2 separate regions of the Homo sapiens genome follow, and region 2 is linked to region 1. The links are chromatin loops, found by intact Hi-C in ENCODE. Cell type or tissue: heart left ventricle. All regions are shown on one strand.

Region 1 (2,500 bases):
TAAACTTGATTTCTCCGCAACCCCCACCCCCAAAATTCTTGATCAACTAACCAGTTGGGAAGGGCATCTGAAGAATCACTCATGAAACTATTTTGTGTGTGTTTATTGCGTTTCTGTGTTAAGTCACAGGACACTTTTTACAAACCTCACATAGGGAGAGGTTGTCAAGGCACAAAACCTGCAGTAAGTTTCCAAAAAGGGGATTTAATTATTTTTTCTACAAAAATGTTTTTTAAAAAAGGTAAAAACGTATACCCACGGGAGGCATACTTTCTGCACAGAGGCATCTTGATAACCAGATACATACAGTACAGAGACATCCAGTCATCGCTTTAAGTTCTGGTGCCAACAGCCTGGTCTTTAATACTCCTACAATTCATAGAATCTCTAATTTCCTCAGGAACTGTTTCCACAGCCAGCCTGGAGGCCGCCAGGCCAGAGGGAAATGTGCTCATGTGGTGCACACAGCCCCTGGGCAGCACAGGGCAGGGCCTCCCGTGCCTGGCCCAGGGCTGCACCCAGTGTGTGCTCCCAGGGGCTGCAGGGCTGAGGAAACAGAGTAAAGTGCTCTAGTCAGGAGACTGGCACGTGAGTACAGGGATCCTGGGAGGGGGTGCCCAGATCCAAATACATCTTTGGTGTATGTGTGTGTCCAGCAGGCCCACGGCTGCAATCCTACCACTGCTTGTAACCGTGGGCTTTGTATGACCCTACCAATGGGCTCGAGACACATCAGGGAACAAGATGAGCTCCAACACAGCTTTAAAAATAAGTCAAAGTCCCAAGGAGATTCTTGGGGAAAGGAAATTTTTTAAAGTAAGAGTATTTGGATTGAAATCATCTCTACCTAAAGGAAAAAGTGAATATGCAATATATACATATATATTTTTTAAATTATGAAGATAAAAATGTTTAGATTTTTCCACCTAATTTAAATAACGTGAACATGCTGGCTCTTCTATCGGGCAAAACACTAGTTGGTGGCACTGCTTACTCATTTGAAAATTTAGTTATTTCTTTTAAAAGTTGTTTAACGATGGAGTTTTCAAAAATTTTAAGAGTTACAGAGTTCACAGAATTGTCTTCCCTCCTCACTTTCACTGCTCCCTAACCTGACTCTTTCTTGGGTCTCCCTGGGCATCTGCTGCCTCTGAAATGACTGACCAGTGTGTGGCTTCCTTCCACTGCACTCATAAGGAGCAGGCACAGAGAAAGAGCACCCTCACTACATGGCTGGGGTCACAAGTGGCCTGACAATATCCAACTGTCCTGGAAAAATGAAAAAAAACAGACTTCTGCCCAGAATTATTCTTCTATGGTGCTGGTGGAAGTGGGATGAGGCCTGTTTCAAAGTGAATTTAAAGGAGTGAAGCTAGTGGACTGTGAGTTGGACTAAAATGCAGGAGGCCAAGCAAATGGCCATCAGAAGCCCTGCCCCAGGCCTGTGCCAATTCCCATGAGGGCGTGAGCTGGATGCTGCAGCTGGACTCTGCTGTAATGGACACGGTGGCCCTCTGGGACCTGATGCTGACAGTGCATCCTGTGACCATGGGAAAGCCTGCAACCAGAAAAGCCAGCAGCACAAAGGGGCGTAGCACTTAAGTCTGTTGTTATTACTGCTATTGCCTCTTCAGAATACTTCCCAATAACATGCTCGTCGAAATGGAATGAAAACCAACACCAAATGCTTCCCAGTTAATAACAGATCGCTCGAACTGTGCAAGATACAGGCAGATATTAACTCTTGTTCTGACTCAATTTCACTTTATCATGAAAATACACTGGACCAAATCTATGCATCTGAGTCCAGACTGGAGTTGCATCACAAAAAGTGATGAGGAAAGACGCAAAAATAGTCTGAAATTTTGCCACAGATGCAACTGAATTTATAAAGGTACGTAAATATTTACAAATGGGACTGGTATATCAATGCAGGCTGGCAACAGACCCTCTGCCCTTTTAATCAGTTCCATTTCAAAAGAACTCTTTTGGTATTAAAAATAATTTAAAAAGGTCAGAGAGGCAATAGTAGGGAAGGGAGGGAGTATATCACACGTCTCCCTGTTTAAAAATTCTGTAATCTCTAAAAATAAACTAAGGCAGCTTTTTAAGTTAGCTGGCTCAGTTTCCACTGCAGGGGTTACATAATCCTCTGAGAATAGGCCGTAGGTTCTTAAAATTTTAATACAAAAGTTATTCACAAATTGGTTAAAAAGTTTCCATTTCCTTTTTGAAAAACCTTATTGAAGGTGAGGGGGAAAACACACTGCATGTAAACACCATTCTTACACAAAATCCTGCTCCAAAAAACCATGGTTTGTATATTAAAAAGCAAAGAATGCTCCCTCCTTTACATTCACAACAAACTTCCATTAGAAATTCTGCTGTGTGGTGATGAACAGAAAGGTAGTCCCATCCAGCTCGGTGTCTTCTGAAACGTCACCTGCCCCCTCCACAAGAGAACCGCTGGCTGCATAATAATGGCACCAGGAGACCGCGG
Region 2 (2,500 bases), 71 kb before region 1:
AACATAGTTACTCGTGCATATTTAAAATACTACATGAGTATGGCCTGGCACAGTGGCTCATGCCTGTAATCCTAGCACTCTGGGAGGCCGAGGTGAGCATATTGCCTGAGTTCAGTTTGAGACCACTTTGGACAACATGGTGAAACCCTGACTCTATAAAAATACAAAAATGTAGCCAGGTGTGGTGGTGCGTGCCTGTAGTCCCGGCTACTTGGGAAGCTGAGGTGCAAGAATTGCCTGAACCTGAGAGGCAGAGGTTGCAGTGACCTGAGATTGTGTCACTGCACTCCAGCCTAGGTGACAGAGCAAGACTACATCTCAAAAAATAAAACAAAATAAAATAGGCCCTGTGCCGTGGCTCACGCCTGTAATTCCAGCATTTTGGGCAGCTGAGGCGGGCAGACCACCTGAGGTCAGGAGTTCAAGACCAGCCTGACCGACATGGTGAAACCCCATCTATACTAAATACAAAAAATTAGCCAGGTATGGTGATGCATGCCTGTAGTCCAAGCTACTTGGGAGGCTGAGGCAGGAGAGAATGGCTTCAACCTGGGAGGCAGAGGTTGCAGTGAGCCGAGATTGCGCCACTGCACTCCAGCCTGGGTGATAGAGCAAGACTTCGTCTCAAACAATAAAATAATAAAATAAAATAAAATAAAATAAAATAAAATAAAGTAAAATGCTACATGAGTTTGGAAACATTGCTTTTTCCCACATTACTCACCTCCTTTACAGCACCAGCATCTTGGTCGACACAAGATCTCTCTTTAATTATGTCACAGTTTGTTGATGAATACATTGCCTTTGCTTCAGTTAAATCAAGTAGGATGCAGTGACTCCAAGTCTGAGGGGTGCTTCCCAGGAAGAGCCACCCCCCACAGCCATTTGCAGAGCATTGGAGTAAGTTTTACCTTCATCCCTTAGATGTGAATTTGTTATCCTCACTGTGACAATCCCTTATCACATGGCTTTTAGAAGGATTCTCAAAAAGCTAGACTCTCACATTCAACTTTGCAATTGCCTGGCTGGGTGTTACGTTTCTTTGCCTCCTATTAGAGACCCTATCAGCATCTAAAACTAGCGTTGTTTGAGGATGTTGGAGCCAACGGTTCTTTGCCAGATAGAACTTTGTGTGTCCAAATAAATGGTTCAAAATCATCAAGCAAATAAATACCCTGGAATAAGAGAAGCCTCATGAGGATTTGACTCCAAATTGACTTCCTCTGTTCTGCAGTAAGAAGTTAGGAATTAAACCAAACCTTGCCTGAGGTTCAGGTATACTCAAAAGCAATGAGGTGTGGCTCAGGTGTGCGCTGGCAAGGTCACTGTGAAGTTCAGCCAGAGGCTTTGCAAGCCTGGGCCTGAGAAGCCAGACCTCTTAGATCCAGAAGGGCCAATGGAGCTGGGCTGGCCTGCTGCCACTCACAGGCAGAGACTCTGCCAGCAGAAGGGACTCTGCTGTCAGAGCTGGAGGGCAGCGGACCACATGGCTGAGGCCCAACCACAGGTCTCCTGACTCAAAACCTCTTCCCAGGGCTTGTCCTCCTCCCTAAATATATGTGCCCCAAATTGTCACCAGATCTCGGGAAAGCACTGGCTTTGTCTGGGATAAACACCAACTCCACAGCACACCCAGTCATTACCAGATTGGCAGTTGTTGTCTAGGTCTTGTGGCTTCTTGGGGTTTTCTCGGGTGTCTCTCTCCCAAATCTTTCCCCTTTCCTTTGATTATATTCACATAAACATTGAGCTTTGTAGCCCTCAAGCTCTCTCAAGCATAACTCACTTTGTCCCTCTCTGTTTCCCTATGCAGTCGCCTCTCCCTCTGCTGTCAGAGGCCCATCCAACTGCTCCAGCCCTGTGGCTCCAGCGTCTCCTCCTCTCTCTTTCCCCTGCTCTGTTTCTGGGAAGATCTATCTGAGGGTCCTGAAGGAGGAGACTCGAGGTTGTTCTCTTGGACAAAGAGGTCTGGGTGGATGACATAATTCACTTTACGTCTTAGAAAAATAACCTTGTGGCTCTTGGCTCTCCTGGGCTGTCATTTTGGTTGCCTAAGGGCTCTAGGCAGAAGGCCAGGGAGCCCAGCCCCAGCCTAGAACTTGCAGGGCTCAGAGAGCTGCAGTGACGGGGTGTCCGCTGTGCCTGCCGCCCCCCTTGCCATGGACTCTACTTGCAGAACTTCACAGCTGAGAGGCTGGCCCTGAGATTCCCCTTTATGCCTCCCAAAGCTTGCGATTGCTTAATTATACGCTGCTGTGTACCAATTTCCACTTTCTCTCCCGGTGTGTTTTGACTGATAACTTTGACTTAACCTCCTGATGCCAGAAACTATGTTGGCTACTGCTCTGGCGGCAGGAAAAGGCCGGTTCCAGGGAAGGCTGAATGCCTATTGTTCTGGATCATTTTGAGAAAAAAAAAGAGATACCTTGAAGAAAGATGAAGACAAAATATGGAAGGGTGCTGAATTTACAAAAAGCCTAAGGGGAAAAAACTCAAATGT

The links. Hi-C counts contacts between places; a loop is a spot of excess contacts. Peaks named below come from ENCODE experiments on the same cell type or tissue, not always from the same donor. Only the 100,000 strongest peaks of a DNase experiment are listed, where the experiment ranks them.
Region 2: a loop joins it to region 1, with 2.2 times the contacts of the local background. A loop is called at or near these places in 2 of 110 quality-filtered maps.

What each region holds. Positions count from the first base shown.
Region 1 is chr2:111,164,298-111,166,797 of GRCh38, reverse strand. It overlaps BCL2L11 (BCL2 like 11), which reads right to left. Exons shown (of 4, transcript NM_138621.5): 4 at 1-2,500. Among named protein-coding and RNA genes, the nearest start is that of BCL2L11, 45 kb to the right of the region's middle. RefSeq lists an enhancer at 501-1,001. In heart left ventricle, no CTCF peak of the experiment used is centred here; a DNase peak (open chromatin) is centred at 1,487.
Region 2 is chr2:111,235,155-111,237,654 of GRCh38, reverse strand. All of the region lies in intron 1 of LOC124907867 (periaxin-like), which reads left to right. The region is part of intron 3 of MIR4435-2HG (MIR4435-2 host gene); the gene reads left to right. Among named protein-coding and RNA genes, the nearest start is that of MIR4435-2, 85 kb to the left of the region's middle. In heart left ventricle, no CTCF peak of the experiment used is centred here; a DNase peak (open chromatin) is centred at 1,444; H3K27ac peaks cover 353 bases.